Linked DNA regions of Homo sapiens: region 2 is linked to region 1. A link is a loop called in an ENCODE intact Hi-C map of the cell type or tissue named here. Cell type or tissue: ascending aorta. All regions are shown on one strand. Links, peaks and the distances in the headings refer to the core of each region. The heading gives the core; the rest is flanking DNA.

What was found. Hi-C counts contacts between places; a loop is a spot of excess contacts. Peaks named below come from ENCODE experiments on the same cell type or tissue, not always from the same donor. Only the 100,000 strongest peaks of a DNase experiment are listed, where the experiment ranks them.
Region 2: a loop joins it to region 1, with 5 times the contacts of the local background. A loop is called at or near these places in 10 of 110 quality-filtered maps.

What each region holds. Positions count from the first base shown.
Region 1 is chr18:35,967,671-35,974,922 of GRCh38, reverse strand. RMP24 (ribonuclease MRP subunit p24) reads right to left here and starts at 2,244. Exons shown (of 5, transcript NM_031446.5): 1 at 2,118-2,244; 2 at 2,016-2,038; 3 at 1-27. The coding sequence starts at 2,194. LOC105372066 (a long non-coding RNA gene) reads left to right here and starts at 2,472. Exons shown (of 4, transcript NR_188032.1): 1 at 2,472-2,525. RefSeq lists an enhancer at 1,562-2,454 and silencers at 2,374-2,523, 2,463-2,757. In ascending aorta, for the core only: no CTCF peak of the experiment used is centred there; a DNase peak (open chromatin) is centred at 2,292; H3K4me3 peaks cover 2,633 bases; H3K27ac peaks cover 1,776 bases.
Region 2 is chr18:35,382,256-35,390,532 of GRCh38, reverse strand. It overlaps the pseudogene RPL7AP67. Among named protein-coding and RNA genes, the nearest start is that of ZNF396, 9.1 kb to the right of the region's middle. RefSeq lists a silencer at 894-1,188. In ascending aorta, for the core only: a CTCF peak has its summit at 3,836 (motif pointing left); a DNase peak (open chromatin) is centred at 3,802.

The DNA of each region.
Region 1 (7,252 bases), core at 597-4,596:
ACGTTTCTTCAAAAGTGCTCTTATCATCTAAAATTATACAAATGAAACTCACAATTCAGCAAATCAGAATATTTTGTTACCTCAAACTGTCAACATTTATAAAAAGTATATTGAAATTTAATATAAGCAGATACACATTAAGTAAACTCAAAATATGAAAATTTACAAAAAGATAAATTGGCAGTAATTTACCTTGCAAAATACTACAATTCCATCCATTCACTCCTTTCAGCAACAGATAGGCAAATCTCCAACCTATGCTAGCAAATCCTGTAGGCTTTAAAATATATCCTAAATCTAGCCACTTCTCATTACTTGCTACTAAGTTTTAAAAGGCTGTTATGTTTCACCAATTTTACCAATGCATTTACCACAAAATAACAAATTGCACTGCGATTTTGTTTCTTTTTTTAAATAATTAGCACAATGAATAGTATCTACTGTTGAGCACTGTGCTAAGTGCCAGGGATGCAACAGCACTTATAAAGCTAAAGACCACACTTAAACTTAGCTCTGCCAAATGTGAAACTCATTCATATTCACTAAGTGACAATTAAGAATGCCAGGCACTGTTCTAAGTGCTGGAGACACAGCAGTGAACAAAGGACAATTCACCGAGGCATACAATAAATATAACAACGTCAAATGTTAAGTGCTGGGAATAAAAAAGTAAGATAGGAGGGGGGAATAGAAGTATTGATGGAGTTACTGTAATTTTAAATAGGTGGCTAGGGAAAGCTTCATTGAGTGATATTATAGAGACCAGAGGGAAATGGAGGATTCACATGAAAGCAGATATGTGAGGCAAGAATCCCAGGCAGAGTGAAGAGTACCTGCAAAGGCCCTGAAACAGAAAAGCAAGGAGACCTAGTGTGACTGGAGTTGCGTGAAGGAAAGAGTACGTCAGAGAGGTATGCAGGTCTATGACACAGGGCCTTACAATCCTTTTAAAGGACTTTCACTTTTATTAATCCAGGAGAGAGCTGGTGATGGCCTGGAGCAGGGTAGTAGCAATGGATGTGGTGAGGAGTGGAGTGCAATGGCGCCATCTCCGCTCACTGCAACCTCCACCTCCCGGGTTCAAGAGATTCTCATGCCTCACCCTCTCGAGTAGCTGGGATTACAGGCGTGCACCACCATGCCAGGTAATTTTTTTGTATTTTTAGTAGAGACAGCGTTTCGCCATGTTGGCCAGGTTGGTCTCGAACTCCTGGCCTCAAATGATCCGCCCGCCTCTGCATCTCAAAGTGCTGGGATTACAGGGGTGAGCCACCGCTCCTGGCTGATTTTGGCTACATTTTAAAGCCAACAGGATTTGCTCGCATACTGGCCTGGGGGAGGAGAGAGAGTTAGGGAGTCAAGAATAGCTCCAAGGTTTTTGGGCTCAATAACTGTAAGGGAAGAATGGAATTATTTACTGAAATGAGAAAAACTGGAGGATCTTGTTGGGGGTTAAAGCTCAGGTTTTGGACATATTAGCTAAGTTTGAATTACTAGACATTGAAAAGAATTTGTCAAGAAGACATTCGGATATATGAGTCTAGAATTCAGAGGAGAGGTCTGCGCTGAGTATATACATTTGTAAGTCCTCAGTATATGGTATTTAAAAGCCATGAGATTGGATGAAAAACTGTCACCAAGGAAGCGAGTGTGCCTAGAAAAGAGGTCCAAGGGCTGAGTACTGGGCCACGACAATACTTAAAGCTTGGGGAGATTAGGAGGAACCAGCAAAGCAAATCGAGAAGTAATAAATGAAGAGGTGAACTACGTAATGACCTAGAAGCCAAGGGAGGAAACTATTTCAAGACTGATCAATGTGTCAAATGCCGCTAACAAAGCAAGACAAGGCACATTAAAGAATTTGGATTTTTCACGAAACCGAGACACATGCGGGCTTTGTTGTTGTTGTTTTTATGGAGGGAAGTGAGTCCATCGGCCTTATTTGAGCGTTGTGCGGAACAGAGGAAAGCGGGGCGACAAGAGCCCAAAGCACAAGAGACAGGCGTTCTTCTTACCGTGCGACGAAGTGTAGGCCCAGCTGTAAAAGAGAAAGAGACTTGTGAGGAGCAAAGGAACACCTACCCGCTCGCCTCCCGCTTCCCCTCCAGTCCTCTTACAGGAGGTAGCGGGCTTGGCCCGGGCAGCTGTCGTGCAGTCCCCGCGCTGCAGCCTCAAGGTAGTGCTTCTGTCTCATCGCCGCCGCCGCTGCCGCTGGCTCGCCGCGGGAACCAGGTGAGAAAATAGGGCGCCGGAAGTCGGCTTCCCAGCGTCCCCGTCGTTGGTGTCCGGACTCAAGCTGCTTCCGGAAACAGGCACCGTAGGCAGACAGGTTCCGGTTTCCTTCGCGTCCAGTCTGGCTTGGAGGCGTGCCCAGCCGGGAGGCGGCCCCACCCGCCCGCCGCGTCCCCGCCCCCTCAGTTCCACCCCTTGGCCTGCCGGGTCCTCTCAGGCACCCAGCGGAGTTTCGAGTCAGACTTGAGCTCGGGCGTAGCGGCTAGACCGGGCTGTGGCGATAGAGTCCAAAGGTGAGGCTCCCACCCGCCTCTCCATCTTCCTCCCGCCTCGCCTCCTCTCTGACAGCCCTTTTGTGATTGCCCTGCCGCAGCTTCGCCCTCCACATTCGCCGGGCGCGGTACTGACTGGTGCGCCGGCGGGCGGAAGCGCTGCCAGCAACGAGGCGGCCGGGAGGAGCGTCCCCAGTCCAGCCTGCCCTCCGCCTGCGTAAACGCTAGCGTTTCTCTTTTTGTAATTAAAGTGAAATTCACATAACGTAATATTGACCATTTTAAGGTGAACAATTCAGTGGCGTTTAGTAAATTTACAATGTTGTGCAAGCACCATTCTGCTATTTCCAAAATATTTCGCCGAAGGACAGCCAACTCCATGAAGCACTTACGGCCAATCCTCCTCTCCCTCCCAGGCCTTGGCAACCACCAGTCCGCTTTCTGTCTCTATGGATTTACCTATTCTGGGCATTTCATGTAAATGGAATCATACACACGACCTTTTGTGTCTGGCTTCCTTCACCTAGCATAATGTATCAGGTTCATCCACCTTGCAGCACGTATCAGTACTTCATTCGTTGTTATGGCTGAATAATATTCCATTGTATGGCGGTATCACAATGGTTTATCCATTCATCAGTTGAACGTTTGAATTGTTTCTACTTTTTGGCTGTTATGAATGAATGCCGCTGTGAACATGTGTGTACATGCATTTGTTTGAGTGCCTTTTTTCTGTTCTTCGGGGTATAATACCTAAGAGTAGATCTGCTGGGTTATGTAGTAATTCTGTGCTTAATGAGGGTTCCAGTTTCTCCGTATCCTCACCAACATTTGCTTTTCTTTTTCTTTTTTTTTTAAATCTAGCCTTCCTAGTGAGTATGATGTAGCATCTCATTGTGGTTTTGATTAACATTTCCCTGACTACTGATGCTTTTGAGCAGCTTTTCATGTGCTTGTTGGCAATTTATGTATCTTTGGCTGTTTAAGTTCTTTGCTCATTTTTTATTGGAGTTGTCTTTTTGTTGATAAGTTGTAAGGTTCTTTTAATGTGTATGTTCTGGATAGTGGACCCTTATTTAGCCTGCTTTATTTATTTATCTGAGATGGGATCTCACTCTGTTGCTCAGGCTGGAGTGCAGTCGTGTGATCACAGTTCACTGCATTCTTGAATTCCTGGGCTGGGTTAAAGGGTTCTCTTGCCTCAGCCTCCCTAGTAGCTGGGAACCAGGCACACTACCATGCGTAGGTATTGTTGTTGTTGTTGTTGTTGTTGTTATTATTATTATTATTTTGGTAGAGATGGGCGTCTCACTATATTGCCCAGGCTGGTCTTGAACTCCTGGGCTCAAGTGATCCTCCCACCTCAGCCTCCCATAGTGTTAGGATCACAGGTATGAGACACTATGCCCAGCCCATTTTTAATTTTAAAAGGGAGCTAAATTGGCTAGGCGCAGTGGCTCACGCCTGTAATTCCAGCACTTGGGGAGGGCAAAGCGGGTGGATTGCCTGATCTCAGGAGTCGGCGACCAGCCTGGGCAACACGGTGAAACCCTGTCTCTACTAAAATACAAAAATTTAGCCAGGTGTGGCGGCATGCGCCTGTAGTTCCAGCTACTTGGGAGGCTGAGGCACAGGAATCGCTTGAACCCAGGAGGCGGAGGTTGCAGTGAACCGAGATCACAGCCACTGCACTCCAGCCTGGGCGACAGAGCGAGACTCCGTCTAAAAAAAAAAAAAAAAAAAAAAAAGGCGGGAGGCGGGGGGCTAAATTATATAAAGATTTGTAAAGAGAAAGTATATATTTACATCTCTATAGGCATTTTAACTTTTTCCGAAGAAAAGTTATTTTCCCTGCTCTTCCCACCTTTCCATCCCACTTCTCTGAGGCGATCAACATGAATAATTGGGTGTCTCCTCTACCTATGTCCTTATACACTTAAGTACGTGTATAAATATGCTACCCCCCACCACTTACCACGACCACAACAAAAAGAAACAAACCAAACACACACACAAAACCAAAACCAAAAGTAAAATGTTAGTTCCTTACTGTATAACTTGTCTTTTTTCCTTAACAGCAGGCCACAGACATCTTTTCAAGTTAGTACATGCTTTTAAATAGCTGAACATATTACAAAATGTAATGAAACATAATTTAATTTATTTAATAAATAACCATATTTTATTTTCCTATTGATGTTCATTTGGAAAAAAATTCGTGCTTTGCTAGTTAATACAGTACTGGTGGTTTTATTTCTTTTGTCTGAATTCCTAAAAGATAAATTACTGGGTAGAATAATATGCACATTTTTTATATGCCAGATCATCCAGAAAAGGTTGTAGCAATTCATATTCCCAGCATCAATGACTAAGAAGGCTGGGTCAAATTAGATAGGTGAAAGGCAAATCCTCTTTTCATTTATCCCTTGATGGTTTGCATTTTCTCTTATGAAGAGAAATCTCTTGTTGGATTATCAGTTTTTAGAAGATCTTTTATTTTGGTGAAATTCACTTTCTGCTTGTCATATGTGATGCAATATTTTCTTCTTCCTTATCTTTGGCATAATTTATAACTTTTTAACATTACAAAATTTTGTATGTGATCAAACAAGTCACTCTTTTCATTATTGGATCTGGGTTTTCTGTGTGGTCTAAAAAGTCCTGCTTTGTCAAAGTTAGGCAACTAACTATTCAATTAGATTTTTTTGTTTGTTTGTTTGAGACAGAGTCTCACTCTGTTGCCAGGCTGGAGTGCAGTGGTGCGATCTTGGTTCCCTGCAACCTCCGACTCCCTGGTTCAAGCGATTCTCCTGCCTCAGCCTCCCGAGTAGCTGGGATAACAGGCATGCACCACCATGCCTAGCTAATTTTTGTATTTTTAGTAGAGACAGGGTTTCATCATGTTGGCTGGGATGGTCTCTATCTCCTGACCACATGATCCACCTGCCTTGGCCTCCCAAAGTGCTGGGATTATAGGTGTGAGCCACTGCACCTGGCTAATCAGATGTTTTTCTCATACTTTTCTAGTATGATTTCTTCCATGCACATATTTAATTGATATGAAATGTATTTTCACTTAAATGTAAGAGCATCTGACATTTTTTCAAAATGGATAGTAAGTTATACAAAAGCCCCATGCTAGGTAAACTAGTCTTTTTCCATTTGAATTGAAATAAAAATAATATGCAATGAGCACTGTATATGTGCCAGGCACTTTTCTAAGCATCTTAACGTGTATTAATTTATTTAATCCTCACAACACCACCATGGCATAGGAGAAATGCCACTACACCATATAGAAGTTCTGTTTTGTTTTGTTTTTTACATAGTTGTATCTGTTTCTAGGTCACTAATAAAGCAGAAAGAGGGAAAATGTGAAAATGAAATCCAATATGTGTGCATGTGCTGAGACCCCAGTGGCGCTAGAGGAATTAAAGACACACGCACAGAAATATAGAGGTGTGAAGTGGGAAATCAGGGGTCTCACAGCCTTCAGAGCTGAGAGCCCTGAACAGAGATTTACCCACATATTTATTAACAGCAAACCAGTCATTAGCATTGTTTCTATAGATATTAAATTAACTAAAAGTCCCCTATGGGAAAGGAAGGGATGGGCTGAATTAATTGCAGCAGGAACATGCCCTTAAGACACAGATCGCTCATGCTTTTGTTTGTGTCTTAAGAATTCCTTTAAGCGGTTTTCCGCCCTGGGCGGGCCAGGTGTTGCTTGCCCTCATTCCTGTAAACCCACAACCTTCCAGCTTGGGCGTTGGGGCCATTATGGACATGTTACAGTGCTGCTTCTTCCTTCCCACGGCTTGCAGCTGGTCTGTCCTCAGGTCCTGCTGGCTCTTCATCAGAAGTAAATCATGACTGCCCGCTTCTCTGCACCACCACAGCCACCCTCTTCTCTTGCCTGCACCCCTGCTATGGCCCTCTGCATTCGTTTCCTGCTTCCTCTTTTATCTCTCCCAGTCCAATTGAAACTGCCTTTGCAAAAATTAACAGTGAAATGATTAGCGTGAAAGAGATCTGACCTAACCAACTCCATCTTGCTTCTAACCTCTAAGCTGTCCTTGTTCATTCCCAGGAATTGGCTGAACTAATTTTGGGAGGAACTTAGTTTATAGTTTAACTTTGTAACAGCCCTTTATAGTTTGACTTTGAAATAAAGATGATATCAGCTCTTTCCCAAAACAAAACCCGTTCTTGCCTGGGGACCAGGCTGCCTTTGTAGGACTAACAAATTAGCTACAAGATTAGAAATTATGGTTTAGGAGCCATGCAGCTGGAGGCTGCAAGATTCTGATCCTCCTCAAATTGCTCCTGGGGATAATAACATCACTGTTGTAAAATCTAAGATCAGTGCTTCGTAATCTGGCTCAACCAGTTCTGTGATCCTCCACTGGAACAGAAGACAGCAAGAAAAACCCACTTTAACCCCCTATGATTTTTTTTTTTTTAAGCTCTGTTGTCCAGGCTAGAGTGCAGTGGCGTGATCTCTGCTCACTGCAACCTCCGCCTCCCAGGTTCAAGTGATTCTCCTGCCTCAGCCTCCCGAGTAGTTGGGACTACAGGCATGCACCACCATGCCCGGCTAATTTTTTAAAATTTTTGGTAGAGACGGGGTTTTGCTATGTTGGTCAGGCTGGTCTCGAACTCCTGATCTTAAATGATCTGCCCCCCTTGACCTCCCAAAGTGCTGGGATTACAGTTGTGAGCTACTGTGCCTGGCCATTAGGCCCCTG
Region 2 (8,277 bases), core at 1,930-5,929, 590 kb after region 1:
TTTTACATATCAAGCAAAAATTGACAAATTATCTTTTTAGTCCCAAGTGGTTTTGAGAAATTAGATATTGATGTCAAAGATGCTCTCTAGTCAAATTAGGTTGAAAAACACTGTATTGGCGGAAACACTGAATTCGGAGCAAGATGGAGATTGATCAGTGCAGCAAGTGGGTAAGGACAGTTATTTAATTAAGAAGTATTCATCGAGTAGTGACTCACTGTATGTGTGTTTTCGATGGACAGTGCAAAAAAGGAATGAGATATCATCCTAAAAGAGCTTAGGGTCTAGTGGACTGGGGCAGGTGGGGCAGGGGATGGAGAACAGTATAATACATCCAATAATTAAAAGATAATTATGTTCAGAATGTATAATTAGGTACTAAATGTACGATACTATCAAATCCTTCAGGGACACAGAGAAAGAAATCACTGCAGGGTAGGGTAACTGGAAGAAACTTCATGATGAAATAAACTGTGTCTCAAATTTGAGAGGATGGGAGGAGTCATTTAAGGTATATACACGGGGAACTTAAAGTTTGTGGAAAAACAAAATTAAGAGATAAAAATTGAAAAATTAAAACTTTATTTCTCAACATAGGCTCCAGACACTTTTGTAAGTGATGAGACCCTCCTAAAGAACTGAGGGTCCTGGGAATTTAACCATGTCAATGCAGTCTTTTTTACATTATTAACTGACGAAAAAAATGGGTGCCCTTTACAGATTTTTTTTAGATTAGAAAATAAAAAAAGTCAGAATGAGCCCAATCAGGACTGTAAGATGGATGATGTCTAATGATTTCCCATTGAAACCTTTGCAAAACTGTCCTTGTTTAATGAGAGGAATGAGTAGCAACATTGTCACTGTGAAGAAGGACTCTCTGGTGAAGATTTCTGGGTGTTTTTCTGCTAAAGTTTTGGCTAACTGTCTCAAACCACCCTCATAATAAGCAGTGTTATCATTCTTTGACCCTCCAGAAAGTCAGCAAGAAAAATTCCTTGAGCATTCCAGAAAACTGTTGTCACAACCTTTGCTCTTAACCAGTCCACTTTTGCTTTGACTGGACCACTTCCACGTCTCGGTAGCCATTGCTTTGATTGTACTTTGTCTTCAGAATCACACTAGTAAAGCCGTGTTTCATCTCCTGTTACAATTCTTCAAGGAAATGCTACTGGGTCTATATCTTATTTGTTTAAAATTTCCACTGAAAGCTCTGCTCTTGTCTGCAGTGGATCTGGGCGCAATGGTTTTGGCACTCATAGAGTGGAAAGTTTGCTCAAATTTTTTAGTCAGAATTACGTAAGCTGAGCCACTTGAGACATCTGTGGTGTTGGCTATTGTTTGTGCTGTTAATTGTCAGTCCTTTTCAACTAGAGCATGAACAAGATCCTTTTTTCCCTTGCAAATTGATGTGGATGGTCTGCCACTGCAGGCTTCATCTTCAACGTTATCTTGTCCTTCTTCAAGTGGTTTATCTATTTGTAAACTGCTGATTTATTTGGGGACATCATCCTCATAAACTTTTTGTAAAGCATCAGTGATTTCACCATTCTTCCATGCAAGCATCACCATAAATTCGATGTTTGTTCTTGCTTCAATTTTAGCAGAATTCATGTTGCTCCAATAGGGGCTCTTTTCAAATTGATATCTTATCCTTCTTAGTGCCTCAAACTAGGTTCTATTCAGACATGTCATATCAAGTTGGTATGAGTTTATTTGCAAAAAATTTGAAATCCATGCATAGTTTTTCATAATACACATTTTCCATGAACTTTTTGAAGTTTCCCTCATAGAATAGCTTGAGCAAAAGCACAGAGATTCAAATGAGAATAGGACTCTGACTACTTAACCTACACGTGCAACCTTCTTCACATCTTTGAGCACATCTGTACATCAACAAAGCAACTCTAATTTTCTTCTGTAATAAAATACAACCATGTTTTTTAAAGGCAAATTTCTCACCATTTCCTCAAAATGTAGAGATGCGCAGTCCTGGCAGTCATTGTATTCATTACTGGTTATATTAATTACTCCCCAAATTCAGTCATAGTCCCACTAAATATTCTGTAACCTAAAGAACACATTGTAAAGTTAAGTTTAAACTATTTGTGTATAAAACGACAATGTGGAGAAAGAAGATGAAAATGGTTAGAACATAAAATAAACAAATGTATATAATAAGCAAACAGAAAATACACAAAGCTATTACTGTCCTTGGTTTTGTAATTTGTTGTGAAACTGAATATCTACCCCTTCCTTCTTCCATTAACTAGTCCACCTATCCTCCATCCTTAGCTAGAAACACAGCTTGCTGGGGTTCTCTACCCAGTATAGTGACCCAAACCTTTATTCCTGGAGAATCTAAGTTGTTAACCCTGACTTTTTTGGTTTCTGTAGTTTTCCATTAACCTTTACTAGTGGCCACAGAAGTATAAGAGGCATCCCTAGATAATTCCCTGAGTTTCAGACATAGTCCTTGCCCCTATAGTGTAGTAGCAACCCAAGTTCCTCTTGGTAACCATGATCAAGCACCTCCCCTATATAACTTTTTTATTTTCCAGTTGGTCCAATGGCATAAGAAGTCTAATATGTCTAGGAAGCAGTTTCACCCTCCTGAATGGTCCCATTCAATTGAAACACTGTGTCTGCTGGTAGAAGAATCCCTCCCTTGGGGACTATGACTTCCAAACCAGCATAGTTCTAAGTTTCTGAAAGAGGAAGAAAAATTCTGCAAATGGATTATTGGGTATAAAAGTGAGAGGAGTCATGCTCACTTTTACCCCTTGATGCCCAGATCCATGTAATCTGGCTATGAAGAAACAGCATCATATAATGATCTCAGATTCCAAGCATGTATGATACCCTGTAAGACAGAATGCTGTTGTTTTGGGGTGCTGTCTCCCAACTGACACCATAATTGAGTCTTCAGTAAGTGATTCCAACTTTCAGTTAGGCCAGCTGCTTCTGGATGTTGGAGTATGTGGGTGGTAAGACCAATTGATTCCTTCCATAGACATGAACTCATTGCTATCCTTCATTTGCTGTGAAATGAGATCCTTGATGAGAAACAATGCTGTGCAGAATACCAAGAAGATGACTAAGGCATTTCGTAAGTACATACATAGTAGGGCTAGCTGAAGAATAACAGGCAGGGAAGGTGAATCCATATTCAGAATATATGTCTATTCCAGTGAGGATTAATCTGTTTCCTCTATGAATAAAATGGTCCAATGTAATCAACCTGCCACCAGGTGGCTGGCTGGTTCCCATGGACTATTTGAAGGGCTTAGTGTTGCCCTCTTCAAACGGTGGAGGACCATTTGAAGGGCTTAGTACTGGCCTCTGCTGTTGACAAAGTAGGTACACATGGTGGTGTTCGCTAGGTCAGTTTTGGTGAGTGGAGACGGTCCCTGTTTTTGAGCCCATACATAGTCTCCATCCTTGCCACTGTGGCTACTTTGTTTACAGTCCGTTGAGCAAGCACTAGGGAAAGAGACTGACTTATATTCACCGAGAGTGTCATTTTGTCCACGTGATTGTTAGGCACCTCCTCTGTGGTACATAGCCTTGGCTCACTGGATAGCAGAAAAGTCACTGTTTTGCCATGGTAGTGAAACTTTCCTGAAATCTGCCCTTCAGAACTTACCAGAAGTCTTCCCTCTAGAATGCAAGAGACAGCCATTCACTGGGAGGCTTCTCACTGGAGGCACTCGGCTACAAAACTGCCCCAAAGGATGCAAGAGCAAACAGGGAGGAGCTGTTACTGGATGCTAGAGAAGCTGTGCGCACCAGACCCAGAAGGGAAGCCCTTCCTCCTGCAATGTCTCTCTAGCGCCTCCTGCTGACAAATTGTTAACATCACGCCTACTGTTAAGGAGCTTTTTTCTTATTTTTCCTCCTGTGATTTGGTTTATCAAACACTGTTTCTACAACTTAATATTAAACTAAGAAATTAAATGAACTCTCCCTCACACACATATGAATTAAAGGCAAATTTCTCACCATTTCCTCAAAAATGCCATTTCCTCAAATCCTCTTTCTAGGTAATAATTGTCAGAACTTGCAAGAAGTATGTTTTTATTTTATTCTAATTATTTTCCTGAGGGGCATCAGGATCAAATAGGAAGAACAGAGTCAGGAGATATGGGATCCAGTTTGGGTTCTGTCACTTAATAGCTGGCTAAATTGGGATAAGCATTTTCACTGTGGGGGTCTTTAGTTTTGTCATCTAGAAAAGAATGGAGGCAGAACAACTGCTCAGTGCATTGCTTCCAGTTTGCCTATTCTCATTCCAGTTTCCTGCTTCCGGGAAATTTTATGAATGTACAAAGTGAGTGATGATTAGTTATAGATCACATTGGTTTCCATTTCATCTCCTCCACAAGGCAGAGCCCTGTATTTTCCTGTGACTATAAATACATCCCATCATAGCCTTATATTCTGTTTACCATATTTTGTCGTGGTCTTTGCCAAGGGGTAGATTCCAAAGGCATCAGGCAGTTGGATAGAATGACTTGTATTCAAATTTGCGGTTTGAGTCTCTCCACCCATCACAGATGTTGCTTTCCCAGGTGTCATAATCCACCTTCCATCCAGGACTTGCCACCTTTCTTAGGCCCCTTCCTTCATTCTCTGCCTTAAGGAAATAGATTTAAAAGACCCACTTCATGTTACATAGCAGTCACAGAAGGGTGAATTTCAACAAATTACTAGCTGGCAAAGGCAGTGTGCTGGGTTGAATACCCCCAAAATTTGTGTCCACCTAGAACCTCAGAATGACCTTATTGGAAACGTACATTTTTTGCAGATGTAATTAATTAAGATGAGGTCATACTTGATTGCTAGGTGGGTCCTAAAGCCAACGACTGGTGTCTTTTAAAAAGATGATAGATACATGGAACCACACTCAGACACAGAGGGAAGAAGGCCATGTGATGAGGAATGTCAAAGACTGCCGGCAACCAGCGGGAATCATACAGACACGGAAGGCTTCCTCCCTAGAGCCTTCACTGAGGGTATGACCTTACCAACACCTTCATTTCAGACTTCTAGCCTCCAGACCCATGTGATAATAAATCCCTGTTGTTTCAAGCCACGAAGTTTGTGGTAGTTACAGTATGAATTTCCTAGGGAGGAAACTCATAGAGGAATCACCTCACATATAGCTGAATATTTAGTTCCAGTCTGTGGAGAACAAAATTGAAGATGAAAACATGGAGCCCCATGCCTTGGAAGAGAGGTGAGGAGCAAGACTTCATACGGGGCAGTGTGCTGAGCATCCAATGTTATAGCAGACCCTGAAGCTCCAACACGTCTGTTTCTCAGCATGCTTTACTGTCTTCCCTGACATGAATTTTCAGTATTGCGTGAGATGTATTCTCTTCATCTCTTCACATTCAAATTGTCATGAAGCCATTATGCTTTTTTTTTTTTTGAGACAGAGTCTTGCTCTGTCACCCAGGCTGAAGTGCAGTGGCACGATCTCGGCTCACCACAACCTCTGCCTCCCGGGTTCAACCAATTCTCCTACCTCAGCCTCCCGAGTAGCTGGGATCACAGGCATTCACCACCACACCCAGCTAGTATTTATTTATTTATTTATAGTAGAGATAGGGTTTCACCATGTTGGCCAGGCTGGTCTCGAACTCCTAACCTCAGGTGATCCTCCCTCCTCGGTCTCCCAGAGTTCTGGGATTACAGGCGTGAGCCACTGCACCCGGCCCCATTATGCTTTTTATTCCAAAATAAATCCTCCTCATGGATCATCTGTTTTCTCTGGTAACTATGCCTTTAAATCCATCTGAATAATCTTTGTTAAATTTCACATTTAACATTTTGACCTCATCCTTCATTTCCTTCCTATCTTACACTGGGCTCCCATTACGAATATGAATCAAACTTCACATCTTCTTGTTTCCAGTCCACTCTCATAAGCTCATTGCTATGAGCAAACTGACTCTTTTATCAATTTGTTCCTCTCCTTTTTTTATTATGTTTTTATGGAGCATGGACATAGACAGCACAAGGATAAATAAGACGCAGACGCTGCCTAACATGTACATGAGTGAAATTGACACATCATAGAAGATTCCAAATTTCTGTTGGAGAAAATGGGTGAATGGCAGTGCTAGTCCAGAAGATAGAAGATACAGGAGAAAAGAGGCAGGTAGAGGGAAAGAGAGGAATAATTCATGATCAGTGTAGGGTGTCGGGAAACAAGCAGTTATGTTAAGTAGCAGTCAACTCTATGGAGAAGAGACTAAAAAAAAAGGTCAGGCCCAAGATATAGGTTGGAACTAATTACTTTAGATATGGTAGTTGAAGCCTCATAGGTGGCAATAGATAAGCTAGCCAGAGAGAGCCTACGGCATGAAAAGTGCGGGAACAAAAGGCAGAACAATGGAGAACACTAATAATATGTAAGGTTGCAGAACAAGAGGAACAGTCAGGGGTGCTCAGAAGATGGAGGAGAGAATTCCCTTTCCTTTCTTTCTCCTCCAGCTGCCCAAGATGCCCAAGGAAAAGAAGGCCAAGGGGAAGAAGACGACCCCAGCCCCTGCTGTCTGAAAGTAGCAGGAGGCTAAGAAGGTGGTAAATCCCTTGTTTGAGAAAAGGCCTAAGAATTTTGGCATTGGACAGGACATTCAGCCCCAAAGGGACCTCACTTGCTTTGTCAAATGGCCCAGCTATATCTGATTGCAGCGGCAAAGGGCTATCCCCTATGAGCAGCAGAAAATGCCTCCTGTGATTAACTAGTTTACCCAGACTTCAGACTGCCAACAAGCTCCTTAATTAACTCGGGCTGGCCCACAAGTACAGACCAGAGACAAAGCAAGAGAAGCAGAGGCTGTTGTCGTGGGCTGGGAAGACAGCTGCCAGCAAAGGGGATGTCTCCACTAAGAGGTCACCTGTCCTTCCAGCAGGGTTAAGACTGTCACCACCTGGGTGGAGAATGAAAAGTCTCAGTTGTTGGTGACTGCACATGATGTGGATCCTGTAGAGCTGGCTGTCTTCCCTCCTGCCCTGTGTCATAAGATAGGGGGTCCTTACTGCATTATCAAGGGTGAGGCAAGATTGGGGTATCTAGTCCACAGGGAGACCTGCACCACTGTCACCTTCACACGGTCTAACTCAGATGACAAAGCTTTGACTAAGCTAGCAGAAGCTAGCAGGACTAATTATATCAAGTGATTCTCCCATCTCAGCCTCCTGAGTAGCTGGGACCACAGGCATGTGCCACCACCCTTGGTTAATTTTTTAAATTTTTTGTAGAGATGAGTGGCGTCCCCCTATGTTCCCCAAGCTGGTCTCAAATTTCTGGGCCCAAGCAATCCTCTGGCCTTGTAGTTTGTTTTTCTTTATAATGTCTTAAATCAAAACTTAAAAGTTAACAACCAATTCAATTTTAAAACAATGGGCTAAATAGAACCCGTCAACAGACTGGTCATTGTCAAGATTTATAGCTTGTGTCTTCTGTTAGACCCTGCCCCAAGAAAAATGCACATATGCACCTAGAAACATATATTTCAAGAGGTACCCAGCAATGTCTGTTAGAGCTTTCTGTGCTGATGAAAATGTTCTATACTTGTGCTGTCCATTATGGGAACCACTAGCCACATGAGGCTAGTGAGCATTTGAACTGTGGCAAGTGTGACTGAGGAATTGAATTTCTAATTTTAATTAATTAAAATTTAAATGTAATTAGCCACAGGTGTCTAGTGGTTACCACGTTGGGTACACAAAGAGCCACAGATCATGGGTTAAAATTCCTCTCAAATGCTTGTCTTCTCAAAGATTTTTTTTCTTTGAGACAATTCTTTATTTAGCAAATATGGAGACTCTCCCCATTGGCTGCTGTGGTGGGTTAAAAAATGGTCTCAAACGATATCAGGTCCTAATTCCTGGAACATTTACAAATGTTTACATCACATTTACCAATGTTACCTTATTTGGAAAAAGAGACTTTGCAGATGTGTTTAAATTAAGGGTCTTGAGATGGATAGATTATTCTGGATTATCTGGGTGGGACCTAAATGCAACCACATGCATCCTTATGAAAAGGACGTAGAGGGAGATTTGAAGATGTTGGCCTTGAAGATTGGAGTGATGCAGCCAGAAGCCAAGGAATGCTGACAGCCAAAAAATGCTGGAGGAAGAAAGGAATGAATTCTCCTCTAGAGCCTCCAGAAGGAGGACTGCCCTGCATGCTGTCACTTTAAGCCCAGTGAAATGGGTTTCTGACTTCTGGCCTTTAGAACTGTGAGGAAATATATTTCTGTT